Linked DNA regions of Mus musculus: region 1 is linked to region 2. Evidence: chromatin loops called from intact Hi-C (ENCODE). Cell type or tissue: left cerebral cortex. All regions are shown on one strand. Each heading gives the region's core, and the rest is flanking DNA. Links, peaks and the distances in the headings are about the cores only. Region 1 overlaps Pcdh9 (protocadherin 9). Region 2 overlaps Pcdh9 (protocadherin 9).

Evidence for each region. Hi-C counts contacts between places; a loop is a spot of excess contacts. Peaks named below come from ENCODE experiments on the same cell type or tissue, not always from the same donor. Only the 100,000 strongest peaks of a DNase experiment are listed, where the experiment ranks them.
Region 1: a loop joins it to region 2, with 3 times the contacts of the local background. A loop is called at or near these places in 2 of 42 quality-filtered maps.

What each region holds. Positions count from the first base shown.
Region 1 is chr14:93,616,894-93,625,800 of GRCm38, forward strand. The region is part of intron 2 of Pcdh9 (protocadherin 9); the gene reads right to left. Among named protein-coding and RNA genes, the nearest start is that of Pcdh9, 270 kb to the right of the region's middle. In left cerebral cortex, for the core only: no CTCF peak of the experiment used is centred there; DNase peaks (open chromatin) are centred at 4,527, 7,449 and 7,797; H3K27ac peaks cover 2,781 bases.
Region 2 is chr14:93,531,369-93,540,275 of GRCm38, forward strand. The region is part of intron 3 of Pcdh9 (protocadherin 9); the gene reads right to left. Among named protein-coding and RNA genes, the nearest start is that of Pcdh9, 350 kb to the right of the region's middle. In left cerebral cortex, for the core only: no CTCF peak of the experiment used is centred there; a DNase peak (open chromatin) is centred at 3,749; H3K27ac peaks cover 209 bases.

The DNA of each region.
Region 1 (8,907 bases), core at 269-8,268, 86 kb after region 2:
AATGGACTTAAAAGCTGTTTGTTTGTTTGTTTGTTTGTTTGTTTTTTTCCTGATCCCTGGGTCTTTATTTACCCTTTACCAGCCAGCTACCAACGACCACGCCACATCCAGGCAGCAACACACAAACAGGCAACCAATGAATCCAGCTGTACAAAAATCTGATGTTTGTAGTAAGAGATTTAAACTTAAAAATAAAGGAGAAGGAGATATAGAAGAAGAAAAAGGAGGAGGAGGAGAAAGGAAGAAAAAGAACAAGAAGAATAAGAACAAGAATGAGAACAAGAAGAACAAGAAGAACAAGAAGAAAACAAGAAGATCAAGAAGAAGATGAAGAAGGAAGAACAAGAGAAATAATAATAATAATAATAATAATAATAATAATAATAATAATAATAATAATAAAGAAGGAGGGGGAGGAGAAGAAGAGAACTAAAATAATACCAAGTGACATTAAACTTCATCTTCCAACCAACACAAATGGTTTAACGATTTAAACATCTCATTTCTGTTGTTTACCTGGCACAACTCCAGTATCAAAAGCAAAGAAAGCCTAAACTAAAAGATCAGCATAGAGTAATTTTAATTGCCTAACTTCTTGAAGCAGAAACTTGGAATTGTCTTGAAAAAGTTATAAAAATTAATAGAAAACACAGGAATAAAAACATATAACAAATTATATTCTGTCATTTACAATACAAACAAGGAATCTGCCATCTGTTTTGTATGTATGTTGACAAAAGGAATCTACCCATTAATAATCTGCACAATGTTATTGCCAATATGTACAGGACTTTAAAAGAACCTTGACAAGGAGGATCATACAAAAGAAAAGTTGGTCAGACTTTATTAGAAGAAACAGACAAACTAGAGAGACTCTTGGCTAGTAATATATATACAATTTCTAAAAATCAATTTCCAGTATTTTAAGAATATTCAAGTTCTATTTACGTGGTCACAGTTGATAAAGCTGTTAGTGATAGCTGCGGTAAATTACTCTTCAATTCATGTGTGTGGGAAAGACTGGCATGTTAACACATGTTAATAGAAGATTAAGTCCTCAAGTAAAACTCATTTAAAAAATATTTCTCAATAAACTTTGGTTATACATTGTAAGTATCGCAAGCTAAAATTTTTAAAGGAGGTAATTAATGAATGCATTAGCTATCATTCATTCCATGGAAAGAGAAAAATCTTTGATGATTTAGGTTTGGTGAAGGACTTTATGGAATTTTAATGTGTTAAATGAATACACTAATCAATCAAGCTGCAAGGTACACACTGAAATTCCCAGGGTCACTGATGGTGGTTACCTTCCTGTGTTTGAACTCAGCTTCAAAACTACGTTACAATATCTCAAGTACTATAAACACTGCCAGGAAAAAAATTGTCTAAGTAAACTTCCCTGATATGAACATGTATGCATATATGCTTGCACGTGCATGTACTCACAGAGGAGGGGGGGGGAGAAAGGGAGAGAGGGAGGGAGGGAGGGAGGGAGGGAGGGAGGGAGGGAGGGAGAGGGTTGGAATGAGGGAGGGAGAGAGAAAGAGAAAGATAGAGAAAGTAAATGTATAAAGATAAAATTTGTCTATTATGCCAACCAGATATTCAAATTATGGCTAGTAGGTCGCCAAATAGATACTTTAAAATCATATCTTAGTTTTGAAGTATCTTATTTACTTTCCAAAATATTAAGTGTTATCTATTTTGTTTGTTTGTTTGTTTGTTTGTTTTCTAATCTCTGAATCTCATTAAAGCTATAAAAATCCAACGGGAATATAATTAAAGTGCAAAAGGCTCACCCTTTAAATAATCATAGAGACAGCCACTGCAAATAATCAAAATTAATAAACTGACTTTAATACTAAAATCATCACTATTCTTCTTATCCTCACACCTTATATTGTTTTGCAAAAGTGCAAAGATGATTAGACAACATATTCATTCTTTTTGGTGAATTTATTTGAGGGATAAATGTAACGAAATTGGACACCATAAAATAAAACCTAAATATTATTTTTAAATATATTCCAAAACTCAATTTATTTGGAAAAGTGCAATAAACTAGTGCATTCACTTTGATAATCTAAATGAAAGAATAAGTCTGGGGAGATGGCCCAGTTAGTAAAGTGCTTCCTAACAAATATGAAACCTGAGTTCAATTTCCAGAATGCAATGGGCAGTTGTAATATACATTTGTAAAACCAGCATAGGGAAGGCAGAAAAAAAATGGGTCAATCTAGCCAAATCTGTTTCCCAAATCTGTTTCCCAAATCAACGACTGCCAGTGGGAAATACTTTCTCAGAAACTAAGGTGAATGGAGGCATCAGACATCAACCTTTCGAATCTCTATACACTGCACACACACCAACCCATGGGTATATGCACACACAATGCATAAATAAAAACATAGATGGATAAATAAATAAACAAAAGGATCTTGTTTTGTTATGGACCATTGAACAGTAATAATTTTGAGTAAATTAAACTACACTTTTATGAAACTACAAATAACATATTAGATACTTCCTTGGAGAAGATATCTGTTATGTTATTTGCTCAGATACATATTAAAATCTAACCTTGTTCATACTAGAACTGCTAGTAAAATGTATATTTCAGGTTTAGTTCACATAACAATATAATATCTACTGTGTTGGTAATCTGAGTTTTCTAGCTGTATGAAGTGAACAAACACTTTAAACGCTCAGTCTTCTATGTATCAGTTGTCTATCTAACAGACACACACACACACACACACACACACACACACACACACACAATTTAGCACATATACCTAGAAAACTAGTGAAAACCTGGGTTTATAAGTCAAAGCAATATGCTATCCAGCCAATATCCTTTTGCCTTTTGTCTTTTCTAGTGGTATTCTCTAGAATACAACCGGAATTGAGAACACTATCTGAAGCACATCAAGATTTGCTTCATATGGAATGTTATCTCAGTGTTATACATGTTGGTTCATCTGAGAACAGCTACATACATCAAAGACAGACAAAACAAATTGTAGTAATGAACAAAAACAGCAAGGAAAATAATTAAAGAAATAACTTTTGAGGACAGCACTGAAATGTCCCCTAATGAACCACTTGCAAGTGGTTAGAAGCTTGACTGGCTGTGTCCTTGTATGCTACTATCAGATACTCTATTTTAGAAACTTTACTTATACTGCAGCAGTACACAATGTGTACATGAGAGTGCTTCTTACAATTTGGAGTAGATTTGCTTTATGAATAAACATAAACAAGTTAAGAGAAAATTTCTAGGAATATTAAAAATACCCTTTGGAAATGTAAAATATGTTTCTCTTCTATCTTGAATTTTTACGCAAAAAAATTATGGTCAGGTTCACAATGATAGAAAAGATGCCATTGCAAAAAACAAAAGAAAAACAAAAACAAAAACAGAAACAAAAACAAAACAAAACAAAAAAAACCAAAGGCAAAAACAAAAACACCCTCTTTTACTTATCTGGCATGAGCCCCTACAAATAAATACTCTGTTGAGGTAAAAATGATTGTTTTGGATTAATTAACTTAATATGTTTTTAATAAGAGATCTGGGATACAAGAAAGTTCAATGGCATTATCGAGGTACATGTCTGTTCATTTCTCACTAACTCAAAATCAAAACTTAGCAAGCTTTTCTCCTTTACCAGACATAACACATTTGTACTGGCTAATTTTGTGTCAACTTGCCACAGCTGGAGTTATCACAGAGAAAGGAGCTTCAGTTGAGGAAATGCGCTGTTGGGCATTTTCTCAATTAGTGATCAAGGGGGAAAGGCCCCTTGTGGGTGATGCCATCTCTGGGCTGGTAGTCTTGGTTCTATAAGAGAGAAGGCTGAGCAAGCCAGGGGAAGCAAGCCAGTAAGGAACATCCCTCCATGGCCTCTGCATCAGCTCCTGCTTCCTGACCTGCTTGAGTTCCAGTCCTGACTTCCTTGGTGATGAACAGCAGTATGGAAGTGTAAGCTGAATAAACCCTTTCCTCCCTAACTGCTTCTTGGTCATGATGTTTGTGCAGGAATAGAAACCCTGACTAAGGCAACATTAAATACACTAAGCAAATTTCTGTACATTGTGGGGAACACAGTGCAAGTTTAATGATTCTCTTTTAGAATTGAGAGAAAATTAAGTAATTAAAAGTTTCGAAACATTATATCGTGACCTGTGACTCAGAAGAGCAGCAATGCCCACTACAGGATGCCAGGCAGCGCTTAAAATGAAAAAAACCCTTTATGCCCATTATCAAACATATTTAATTCTAAAATCTACTTCAGTCCATATGCTGAGACTGGAAAGCTCTATCATTTAAAGCCTTCTTTAACCATCCCACCAGTTTTGGCCTTTATTGAACTATTACAGGAGCTTATTCTTTTAAAATGCACGCTCAGAATAATCCTGTGATGTCAAAAGCAAGCCCACAATGGCCATCTCGACATCTGGTCTCGCTTCCTTGCACCAAGCGCTGCCCTTCCCCCAGGCTTTTCCCTTGATTTATCCAATTTTCTCTTCTCCTCACTCACATTTCTGTGCCATTTTTTTTTCTAACCACTCCATATGCTTAGGAAGTCTTCCAGATTACACGTTTCAAGCGACTGCAGCCTCCTCCATACACCCCAAAAAGCAGCCTGCTCAAGCATGGCAACCACGACCTTTTACAGCTTTTTTCCCCTCTCCGAGTTCGATTAAAATCTCTTATTTATTTTCTTTTGCAAGGATATTACACCTGATACAATAAATTTATTATTAGTTGATTTCAGAAAGTTTCATCATTTATTTACCATACTGGCAAAAGTGAATATTTTATAAAGACTCATTATGATTTTTAAGATAGTAATGATGGCAAAATTATTATCCTAAGATGATGCTTTTGGCTATTTTAAATGTTGATTACAGTGGCTGTATTAATCATCTATGAAAAGAGATCAGTTTTTGTTCAAAATAAATTTTAGATATTTCTATCCTGAAATCTTCAAAGCAATCTTATATAACTGAAAAATTATAAGCAAAGCCAGAAATTAAAGGGAAAGTCAGACATTTCACTTTAAAAAAATGAATTAAGTTTTCAAAATCCCTTAAAAAGTCTTATCATTGAGAATTCATAACACAAATGAGAAAGAGCAGTATAATATGCTGCAATTGAAGAAATGCGTTTGTATAATAGTTTTTATTTCTTGGTATCTGTGCTAGGGATTTTATAAAAGGATGGACCGCTTTCTTATTTCATGTTGCCTACACAAGCATGTAGGCAAGCTGTGTGAGTTTCTGAGCTTGAACTTTCTCATTTTTCACATTAGTTGTAATGATTACCACACCTATCCCACATACTATTTGTTTGAAGTGTAAAATATGTATATGTAAACACACATACTTACATATATTTAGTTTTTCTTGTTTATTTTGACATATATTTTTGTTTTATTTTGGTTTTGGTTGGTTGGTTGGTTGTTTTGTTGATTGGTTGGTTGGTTGGTTGGTTTGGGGCTTTTGGTTCTTCGGAAAGTTTTTTAGTCACAGGTCACATTCTATAGCCGAGATTAGCTTCATAGTCATGGCAATCTCTCTGTCTCAGTCTCTCCACTGCTAAGATTACAAGGCTAATCCAATATATGCACTTATAAAATATTTTTGATAACAAGTACAAGTACTGGTCTATGAAAATGCTAGTGATGTTGAAGAAAATGAGTACATGAAAACAATTTCAAAACTAAAGATTCAAGCCAAATCAAAGAGGACATATCAGTTGTTCTGTAGGATACTAACAACAGTGGCTACCTGAAATATGTATGTGTATGTGTATATATATATATGTGTGTGTGTGTGTGTGTGTGTTTGTGTGTGTATGTGTGTGCATATATATGCATAAATGCATATATGTATGAATACATATTCATGTATAAATGCATATATTCATATATATACATGAGGACAGTTGAAAATGTGCATTGTCTTGGAACATAGAAACTTTGTTCAGACACACTAAAATATATTCATTAGGAAAAGTTGAAGACAGTATAATCACAGACAGGTTGAGATTTGTAATAACTGTAAAATTCATGTTTCCTTCTTATAGTTTTTGTTCATTTTTGGTCTTTGTTAATTTTTGAAACAACCCCTCTTTCTGTATCTTTGATAATCCTGGAACTTTTTACCTACCCCAGGCCGCAAACCCATAAGGATCCCGCTGCTTTAGATCTCTGCATGGGGGAGGGGGTAACTGAAGTGTATCTCCCAATATCTGTCTGATTTCTCTGTCTACAGGGTTAAGATGGTGATTTATTTCAACTTACTTCACAAGGTGATCTATGGACAAAAGCGTCAGGGTCTACTTATAGACTTATGAGTGCATCACAATGTGTGTGCTTGTTCTGTAAGGAATTCCTAAAGTGTTCTGCAGAAAAGAGCTGAAATCATGAGACAAAGCGTGAAGAAAAGATGGAAGTTGGAAAAGTCTACACTGTTGTTAATGACGTGGAAGTTGGACACATGAACAGATTAAATGTGACAGCCTAAAGCCAAATGATAAAATAAAGGTGGCTTTGGAAGTTATGCCCAAGATATATGGATAAATAAACACATCAATTGCCAACTTTAGTATTTAAATCAGATGCATAACGAGAACAGCCCCAAAGCAGAATGACCTACCTAGAAGTTCTCTGACATGACAACAGAGAAAAGAGGCTTATAATCATAAACAATGTGCAGTTTCTAAAAGGGGAGAGATCCCATGTTATATCGGAGGAAACATATCTCACAAAACTGTAAAATGCAGTATTAGATAGCTATTTATTTGAACTGCTACTGGCCAATATTGTGTGACTATAATATTTAAATCAGTAAACTGTTAAATAATATTCAAATGAGATCCTTAGTTTTGGGAGTTAAGTTTAAATGGTTATAATTACTTATGGCTTTATCTCTTGTTCTCATGGTTGGAGACCACTTCCATCATTGAATAGATCTATTTATAGGAGTACTGATTTAATATAAGACAGTTTTTTAATGTAAGACAGTTTTTTAATATTGAGTTAAATGACAAAAAGCTCAGAGAAGCCTAATCTATAATACTAAATGCATCATAAAACAAATAATGTAAACATAAAGAAAATACATTTTCCTAATAAATGGTCTACATGTTAAAAATCAAATCAACTGAAATATGGTGTTATCAAGGACTTCATGTGGTCATTTTCTTTCAATATATTAAACTTTTAACATAATTTTGCATTTTCAGAGGAACTAGCAAAGTTTATTGTATTAGAGACTGATTATATTTTTTAGACTTAAGCCATTAAAGCATCTATGCTTATCATTTTGTGCCACTGATACCTAGCATGCACTCAGTAACTATAGATAAAGGAATCTCCCTTCCAGTTCTAGCAGTAAAGATCACTCAGCATCTGCTTCAACACTTACATTGGCAAGAGATTTGCCACCTCAGAAAGAAAGCACTCCGTTTTTAACAGTTCAGTTTAGAAAGAAGTTACTTCATTACAGAAATTCCAAATTTACCTGCTTATATAACTCACATTAATCTTACATTTTGTTAGATGAATTTTTTTTTTCATGCAGAAGAAAACTTTAAAATACTGACATGCATCTATAACTCTTAAATCCCCCATTTTCCTTATACAGCATCATTTCCAATAATTCATTTGTCTTCACTAATTTTAGAGTGTCTCATAATATGCATCATTCAAAACATGACATTATCTTGCAGCTGTTCTTAGTGCAGAGGACTGTGGGAACTACTCTCAATAGTTTTGTAAAGCACACTTCTCTAAACGATGCCCAAGATTCCATTAGCTCTTCTTGGCATTCCCATCACACGATGACGCACAGTCTACTTAGAATCAACTAAGGGTACCCAACTCTTTAAGATGAGCTTTTGTCAAATCATGACTCCTTTGTCCTTAGCTTGTTTGAGTTGCTTTCCTGTATTTCACTGAGAGACTTTTAGTTTATGTCAGTGTCTAAGGGCACATTGTTTTTATCCAGTTAAATTTTCTGAAACTCTGATTCTGTCAATCATCTAGTACATTAGCCTTCAATTAAACTTTTCGCTTCTTGTGGAAGATTAACCTCACTGCTTTAAAAAAAATAGTTAAATGACAAATATCCATGATGCCTTCATGTTAGCATTGTCAGATTATTACATGCAGGAGCAATACATGCATGGCTGCTTCTAATTGTCTGTAGCAGCACATTTAGCATAGTTCTTTGATGTATAGGATTGAGAAATACCTAAAATATGAATCACTTTATGCTAGCACTGATAGTGATAGATAGAATTCCAATTGGGCACTGTTTACTTCCAAACTTATCTTTTAACAAGACACAATAACTCTCTTCAAGTAAAGCTAAGGTAGCTTAATTTAGCCCTTAAAGCATATTTACCTATCCTAGTGACAGAATATAAAAACTGCTTTCCAAAGCCATGCTGATGATGTCATTTTCTCACTGTACCATTTCAGTACTCTGACACTCATACACTCACATGCTCCCTTCAAATACATAACCTTGTTTAATAGCTGTTGCATATGTAACCCCTTTTATAATTCAGATAACCCCTGAACAGTGAGTGTAAAATGTAGATAATTTCCATATCAGTATATTATATGCCAAGTGTTATATTTAGAAACATGTATTGTAGTGATTGTTTATGTCACTGCAGGCTAGGAGATTACCCAGAACAATCATAGCTGATAAACGAATATTGGCCTCTTAGATTTTGATAGCATGACTGAGAAAGGCCAATATCTTTATCTTGTTCACAACTTTTCTTTCTTAGTCAATGCCATCCATGTGAATGAAATGTCTTCTCTTTTAAATCACTCTTTAATTAAAAAGAAAGGTAAGATTGATGTCGTGTAAATTTCATTC
Region 2 (8,907 bases), core at 206-8,205:
CAGTGTTCTTGTGCTATAAGCACTGGATCCATGAATTCCTTTCCTGCTTGCCTTCCAATATAGTTTTGATCACATTCTGTGTTCTAACTAGAATATTTTAAATGATATTATCGATGCACAGAATAGGTCATTCTGTATAGATGTACCTGATGTTTTAGGTAAAACCCAACAAATGCCTATCAAATGTACATGTCTTACTTGGTTTCTTTAATTAAAAAAAAAATCTTGTCAGCAGTCCCCTATCCCCAAACATAATGACGTATTCACCCTATATATAACCATTCTTATATACATTAATATGTACAAGACTGGTGACAAAATTAAGGGATATAAAATAACTTTGTACAGAAAGAAGAAAATGGAAGGAAGGAAAGTCTGAGTCTACAGAATGTAACGAATGTACACTTAACTAAATCCTGTCTCTGTCCCTGTCCCTGTCCCTGTGCCCTCACATCTATCAGCATGGACTTTTATCATAATATATTCCCAGCTCATCAGCGACAGGACTATATCATTACCTTGATGACAGATGACATATCTTGATTGGCCAACGTATAACTTGGCAGACATCTTTTTTTTTTTTTTTTTTGGTTCATACTTAAACCCAACCCAACCGGCCATTTCTGTTTCATTGCTCACTTATACATTCCTCATCCCCTTATGTGAAATAACTACTCTCTTTTTACCACCGAAGATACTTCTGCCCATCTTTCAAATATACGTTACATATAATTTTTACTTTGCTTCTCCTGTATTTTAAATATAAAGTCTTAAGCTCCAAATGGCAAGAATAGTGAACGTCAAAGGATATTTTATCTTTGAGTATGAGCAGTGCTTTTCCCAGAGAAGCAGCTCACACTTTGCCAAGCCACCCTGCTTCACTGAGGAACCCATTCCTTGTTCTAAGGACTTTTCTATTAATGTGGCAAGCTTTTCCTTGCTGACTCAGCACTGGTTGAGTGACACATCAGTTTACACTACTTCCCTTAGGCAATCTTTGTAATATCTGAAGACGTAAAGAAAAATAAATAAAAACAAACGTAACTACAGCTACAGTGTCTCTCCAAGCTTTCCGGTATTTCTCGAGAACAGCTCATATTTACGTGCTGCACTGATATTGGACATGCAATATCAGTGACGATGTGTTTAAGTTCATCTTTTGGTGTTTGTCCAGCATCACCAGTGCATCCTTGAATGCTTTATTTCAATAGTTAAACACACTTACCTTCCTAGCAAGCCCCATCTTAATGTAGATAGTCATTAAGTAAAATTCCTTCTATTTGAGGCTGAAAGTTTCTTCCCTTGCTAAAGAGAATATTATTTTGGGCCAATCTAAATATCATCAGGTATATTATCATAAATTACACTCTGCAAATTTTATTATCCTTTTATATTCAAAAAAGCTGAGTCAAATGTATTTTCTAATATTCTCTGGTATTAACACTTGTGTTGAATTATACGTACAAACTGTTTTTATTTTGTTTTATTCATTTGTTTCTTCTTAGAAATCCTACTCACTCAGATATATTGTTAATCCCGATTCTGTCACCTACCTCTACATTATTTATTTTATGGTCCGTGAAGATGTCATAAAAAAGTTTTGTGGATCTTCCTCACAGTGACTAATGAAAATAAAAGTCAGAATAGTCTGTTGTTGGGTCCTGCTGATTAAAGTCCATGCCTACCATTGTCCTGGAAGCTCACTTGACCTTGGCACAGAATGGAGCACTATCTTTATCTGCAGAGGTTTTTCTTTTCTGTCCTGTCTGTGGAATTTAGAAACCCCCACACCCTCTCCCTGTGGAATGTCTCATGGCCTTGGTGAGATTACAGGTTCAGTTTCCTTTCTCTGGATAAAAACTTGTCCAGCAAGGTTCTGAGATTCCTGGAATGCCTTTCCATGCAAACTAGGCATCATCTGGTACTCTAACCTATAGCCAATTTCTCAATCTACAAATCCATACTCTCTTCCCCCAAAACTATGTAGCCCTTGATCCACCCCAGTTAAAATTGAGCTGCCCCTTTGAAGCTGATATTGGAGATAAGTGCTTCATAGTACTTTTGCCTATCTGAACCCTGTTCTATTCTACTCCCGTTGTCCTTGTAGACAGGTGGGTAAAGGCTCTGGGAAAAAAGAAGGACAATTGTCTAAAACTTGTATCCTCGCTGTCTGTCTGTCTGTCTCTCTCTCTCTTTTTCTCTCCTCTCTTTTCAAGTCCTTTCATTCAACAAAGCAGTAACATCATAATAATTGTCTTCTAAGTCTATGAGAAGTCAATGAACAAATAATAAACAAAGAAATAAATACATAAATGAATGAGACAATAGTGGAAACATTAGGATTAAGATAGATGGTAGAAAATAAGTACTTGCATTGGCTGGACTGTTGTGGTAAATAGGAATCCTAACCAGATTATATTTCTTACAGTTTATTTTTCTAAGTTCTAAATCCTTCTTATGAGAAATTGACAGTTTAAAATAGGCAAAATATGCCAAAATTTTGAAGTCTGTGAATGAAAGTAGTTTTTAGGAAAATTATCCTTCATTGAATTTTACAAACGAGTATTTAAACTAGAACTTTAATGATGGTTGATAATTTGAACAGGTCTGTCTTATAATTTATAATGGTTTTTTTTAGTCCTTCAAAAATTAATTTATTAGGTTCAGAGTCATCGTACAATTTATACTGGGCTATTTTTAGTCCTTTAAAAAATAATCCACTCTTCATCATTATATGTAGCTCAACAACTTCATGGCCTTTGGAAAGCTTTTTTAAAATATACAAATTAGGAACACACTAGCTTGCTTGAGCTAAAAGGCTCCGAGTGACATCAAGCCACTTCTAAAGCCTAGTGCTGAGATTTCTTACTTTTTGAGAATCTACTTACTTAATGTTTCCACCAATTTATTCCAACAATGCCTTGATTTATGACTTCCTTTGTTCTGTAATTATTAAAATTTCATGAAACTACTTAGTACCTTGGAATATGGATCTGTGTTCTTGGTCACTGTATTTTGGTATTGACAAATCATTTGACTTTTTTTTCCCCAGCATTTCCTTTCTGCTAGGGAGGGTGAGTGGTATACAGTGAGTGTATAAGATGAGGATTCATCAGAATTAATGCGTCTTTTGAGTACCCAATACTTCATAGTTACATACAATATAAAAACAATAGCTCCAAGCCACTAACTAACATCTATTGTACCACCTACAGGGTAATATCACCATTTTCCCTAAAGGAAACAAATATGATTATAGTTTTATTTTGGTTCTTATTTCAAATACAATGCCAGTGGCATTCAAGCTGCAAGATCACTTTGATAATTCAACTACCATAATTCCAACACATGGCTCATGAATGAGGAATTACAATATTGCAACCCACTGTGCAAAAATCTGGTTACAGAAATCTCTGTGTATGTGTGTGTGTGTGTGTGTGTGTGTGTGTGTGTGTGTGTGTGTGTGTGTGTGAATGTATAAAAGAATTAACTTTATATTAGATAAAGATCCACATGACTCGTCTAACAAATTACTTGGAATATTCAAGCATAAGCTATGCTTGTGTCCCTGTGCACTGTGGTAGGACACAGGGCACCCCGCTGCTCAGTAAACATCAATACATATGACATCTCACTCAGTGCACATCACGCCAGATATACAAAACTTGCAAAGCACAGGGTAAGAGGCTGCTTTCAGCATTTGCCTTCTTTTCTACATGAAGGAGTTTGGGCAGTTTCCATTCCAGTGTCTATTTCAGTGAAGAGAACAGCACTATGTATTTTTAAATGTCAACGAGGGAAAAGTTCCCACTTACCATAAGAATCACGTTTTACCCTGCCTTTTCTATATAATCACATATGCTTGTTATCTAGATTCCAAAATGTAGTCTGTCCTGAACTTATTTATAGTTTACTGCTTTCAATTTGTAGCTGTTCCTTGATCCTAAGGGGCCAATGATCCCTTCAAATGTTTTGTACTGAATTTATAGGTTAAGACAGTGAGATAGTTTGGGCTGCAGAGATTATATACTTCCAATCAACCTAATATTCTACTGTAAATGTGTTCTGTGCTGGGCACTATGCCAGCCCCTAAAGTTCTACTTTTCTTTTGAAAGGCATCCAATTCTAATATGGATATTTGTTACAAAAGATTGAGCTGGGCTTTTAAATTTAGATAGTTCTAACCACCAAAACAATTCAGGGCAATAATTTTTTTTTCATTGTGAACTCTTTTCCTGTCTCACAATCTTTTGAATGATAAGGAATCAATAAATGCCTAGTGTGAGTTATCACAGTATTTGCCGGTTGAGAAAGTTATTCATGAATATGTTACCAGAACTTACAAAAGTCCAGGACCAGAACTGATCAGGGTTTGTACTGTGAATTAACGTAAATGCTATGCAGTATTTCAGAAAGGAGAAGGAGGAAAAAGGTCAATTATTTAAGTATTGTGCACAATTATTCAATTACTCTGAATATACTTTTATCAGTGTAAAGATACAAGTGTCACTATGAGTCTTTGTTCACTTATTAACCATCACTCATGGAATCAATGCACAGTAGATGGGGAAAGAAGGCACAAACATCCAGCTAAACACAATGAATTTCAATCCTATTTCTTGACTTGAAGCTCAGACACATTCCTCTGCCCAGTAGCATGTCAAAAAAAAATGCAACTGAATTTTAAAGACAATGAGTTTTGTTTTTTGTTTCTATAAATTCATAGCCATTATTGATGTTTTAAGTTAGTTATTCTATCTGTTGCTCTATTAGTGATCAAATACAAATGGTACATAACTATGAGTATTTAATAAGTAGAATGGCATATCAGAAAATTATTTTGAAATTAAGATTTAAAAACTTTTAAAGGTTAAGTTGGTTAAAATACCATAAAATTAAGCAAAATATTTGGGAATATTTATTTGCTTCAAGTTTCTTTATTAGTGTCTGGATATTTTCTAACATATTAAGGTATGCATCTTTAGAAAACTCCTATAATCAGAAACTTCTCATCATTGAATAATAGGTCTGTATCCTTCACACTGTGATAGATATGCAACCTAAATACAAAACCAGTAATACCTACCTCACAGTTTCAAAGGCATGGTTTAAGTGAGACTCTGAAGGTGGAATTTCTTCACAGTACTTGATGTTCAATTCATCTTAACCAAATTTAAAACTTAAAGTGCATCTATTGAAAGGCAGGAAAGTCAGTTATATGACCTTTGGTCCATTAAAAATGCATGTCTCTTTAAAATGACAAAAGGCCACTTTTGCTATTAAGTAGATAATAATAGAATTGCTAGGAAGAGAAAAAAATAACGTGGTCAATCTGAGTCCCTTGGATGACTTTCTCTCCTGGATGCAACTGTTGATCACCTAAGCTGCTTAGACTCCCTAGAGTGTAAATTCAAGGAAAACTCTGAGTTTGAAATAAGCAAAGAAGTAGAGAATGTTTGGAGGTCACAGGATTTAGTTAGCAGGCTTTTGCGAGGGAGCCTCTGGGAAAATGTGCTTTCATGCAGCCTCCAGAGTTCTAGAATCTTGCGAAAGCAATCATCAATTTTGTTCTACCTTTTCCCTGTGGGCATCTCAGTTAGTTTAATGTTTAAACACTCCCCTTAGTCTAGACACATTTTCACTGAAGTGTATCTTTCAAGTATTCAGCATTTACTGTTCATAGAGAGTGTGAGATGGTTCTCCAATTCCTTATAATCTGACTTCCTCCCTTTTCATTCTTTTTATAGTGGGTGGCCGCCATGAATTAAAATACCTTATCTGGCACTGTGTTCTTCTGAACTCAGTAAAGCGCACGGTACACATCCATATTTCAGTGACTCCCACCAGCCCTTTCACCTTAACAGGTACTTAAATTAACATTTTAACTTGCTAAACAGGGATCAAAAATGAGGGAAGGAAAACTTTTCATCATGCAGTCTCTTTTCTTTGATGAGCATTTGACAGTCATCTTCAACCTAAAAGATTCTTCAAAACTGTCAGTAATATTTTCTGAAATACAAAGTGGGAACTAAAGAGTCAGGGGAGGCTTGCATGAAAGAGATAGAGAGAATCACATTCAGTGATGCTAAATAGACAAGCCATGACACTGTTTTAGAATAACCATTCAGATTTGGGCTTTGAGAGTCTAATTTTATCTTTATTGAGTGTGATGTTAGGCATGATACTAGAGATAAAAAATAGTTAACAACTGACTCTAAATTAACAACTGACTCACAATGTCTAAGACTGGAGCATATACTGAGGAAGAGTTGGCAAACATAAATAAGAAGGCTTTCAAAGAACAAGTGCAGAAAATACCTAGTTGTCTTACAAAAAAAAAAAATCTGAAAGGAAAAGAAATGATTGGGAATTTGAGATTAAAGAGGAATTTTGTGGGTTTAAGGTATAGTAAAAACAAAGCAGAGGTTGGTTAATAGAATATAATGAAAGAACATGCTTCAGTGTGTTGTTCTTATTGTTGATGATGCATTTCAATTGAATAGGGCATCAAATACATTCAGAACAATTTAGACAAGGAATGCATCTATGACTGTGAGATGCTATCACTGGCTGATCATGGAGGAAGCATCAGGGTAGACTCTGTAGATTTCTTTTCTTTTTTTGGTTATTTTTGTTTGTTTGGATTGTTATTTATTTATTTATTTACTTACTTACTTACTTACTTTGTGAGCAGAATCTCTTCCATGGAGAAGAAGATCATTATTTATTTGGTTTTTTTTTCCCCAATATCTATAACCAGGTTTCTATACAAGGTATGAGAAAAATCACTGTGTTCTGGGAACTAAGTTTTTAAATCTCAGAATTATTTTGGAATGTGTTCTGCAATGATTTCAATATACCTTTGATTCAAAAACAGATATGAAGGAAAGGAGAAAATACCTTCCCTTGGAAAAAAATTGAGAGGAAAATAGCTTTCAATATAGGTGAAAAGCAAGGTGATTGTAGGACATCCTAAGACAGCTGCATGCCATGCTTTAAAAACGTGTGTCCTACATGCTCCACTATGTTCATAGCAGCCTTATTTATAATAGCCAGATGCTGGAAAGAACCCAGATGCCCCTCAACAGAGGAATGGATACAGAAAATGTGGTATATTTACACAATGGAATACTACTCAGCTATTAAAAAAATGAACTTATGAAATTCCTAGGCAAATGGATGGACCTGGAGGGCATCATCCTGAGTGAGGTAACCCAAACACAAAGGAACTCGCACAATATGTACTCACTGATAAGTGGATATTAGCCCAGAAACTTAGGATACCCAAGATATAAGATACAATTTGCTAAACACATGAAATTCAAGAAGAATGAAGACCAAAGTGTGGACACTTTGCCCCTTCTTAGAAATGGGAACTAAACACCCATTGAAGGAGTTACAGAGACAAAATTTGGAGCTGTGACGAAAGGATGGACCATCTAGAGATTGCCATATGCAGGGATCCATCCCATAATCAGCTCCCAAATGCTGACACCATTGCATACACTAGCAAGAATTTGCTGAAAGGACCCAGATATAGCTGTCTCTTGTGAGACTATGCAGGGGCCTAGCAAACACAGAAGTGGATGATCACAGTCAGCTATTGGATGGGTCACATGGCCCCCAATGGAGGAGCTAGAGAAATTACCCAAGGAGCTAAAGGGAACTGCAACCCTATAGTTGGAACAACATTATGAACTAACCAATACCCCGGAGCTCTTGACTCTAGCTGCATATGTATCAAAAGATGGCCTAGTCGGCCATCACTGCAAAGAGAGGCCCATTGGACTTGCAAACTGTATATGCCCCAGTACAGGGGAACCCCAGGGCCAAAACGTGGGAGTAGGTGGGTAGTGGATTGGGGGGGTGGGTATGGCGGACTTTTGGGATAGCATTGAAAATTAAACGAGGAAAATACCTAATAAAAATAAAATAAAATTAAAAAAAAAGAATTAGATAAATACAGTATTCATACACACACACACACACACACGCAAAAAACTTGTGCCCTGTTCATAAGTTAGTGTTTAATTTATAAAATATTAAGTCAGTGCCTGATGTAATACACTCTTAATGGAAAATTTATAAATGTCTAAAATATGACTAATTTTTCATCACCTATTTGTGAACAAATGCCAAGACACTAAAATGAAACCAAAAAATAAATAAATAAGTGGCTTTGTGTGTGCATGAAACATCGATTTCCCAGAAATTCTCTTGGTGGCAATAGAATCATTTCTGAAACTAGCATTTACCTCATGTTACGCTGAGAAACTCTGGTTAACATTTTCACAAATCTAAAAATATTTTACTCTTTTCTAAATTGAAACTGCTGGTTGTCATATTGTGCCTTGTATTTCCTTAATATGCTTCTCTTCCAAAAATGGTAATTGAGACTCCTTCCCTTTCCTCTCAAATGCCAAACAAATAAGGCACTAACCCTGATGCCAGCCTCCAAGTGTCCCTCCCAAATTTTCCCATTCATCAAGATCTGGCTCTGATTCCATTCCATTTTTAAACATGAGCAAGTTACATTTTTCTGCCTATATTGTAAATGAGTGCATTTATCCTTTAATTGCACATTAACAGCACACATAATTGCCCTCCAAATGTCATGTCTGCATGCATGACCTCCCCCCAATAAGACTAATGTTTAATAAATATCTGCTTAATTTTGCATGTCATCAAAGTATCTTCAAAAGTACATACTTATAGGTGATTTACTCATTCATTTAATTGCAAAATGTTGGCAGCTAGTGTTTGATCATAACAAAAACTAATGAGAAATAAGTCCTTTTAAAGCACAATATTATACACACATATATGTACATATATAAATAGATCATAAAAGTGTCACTAAAAAAGGACCTCAGTACAATCTACTTTAAGTGATGATAAATAATGTAG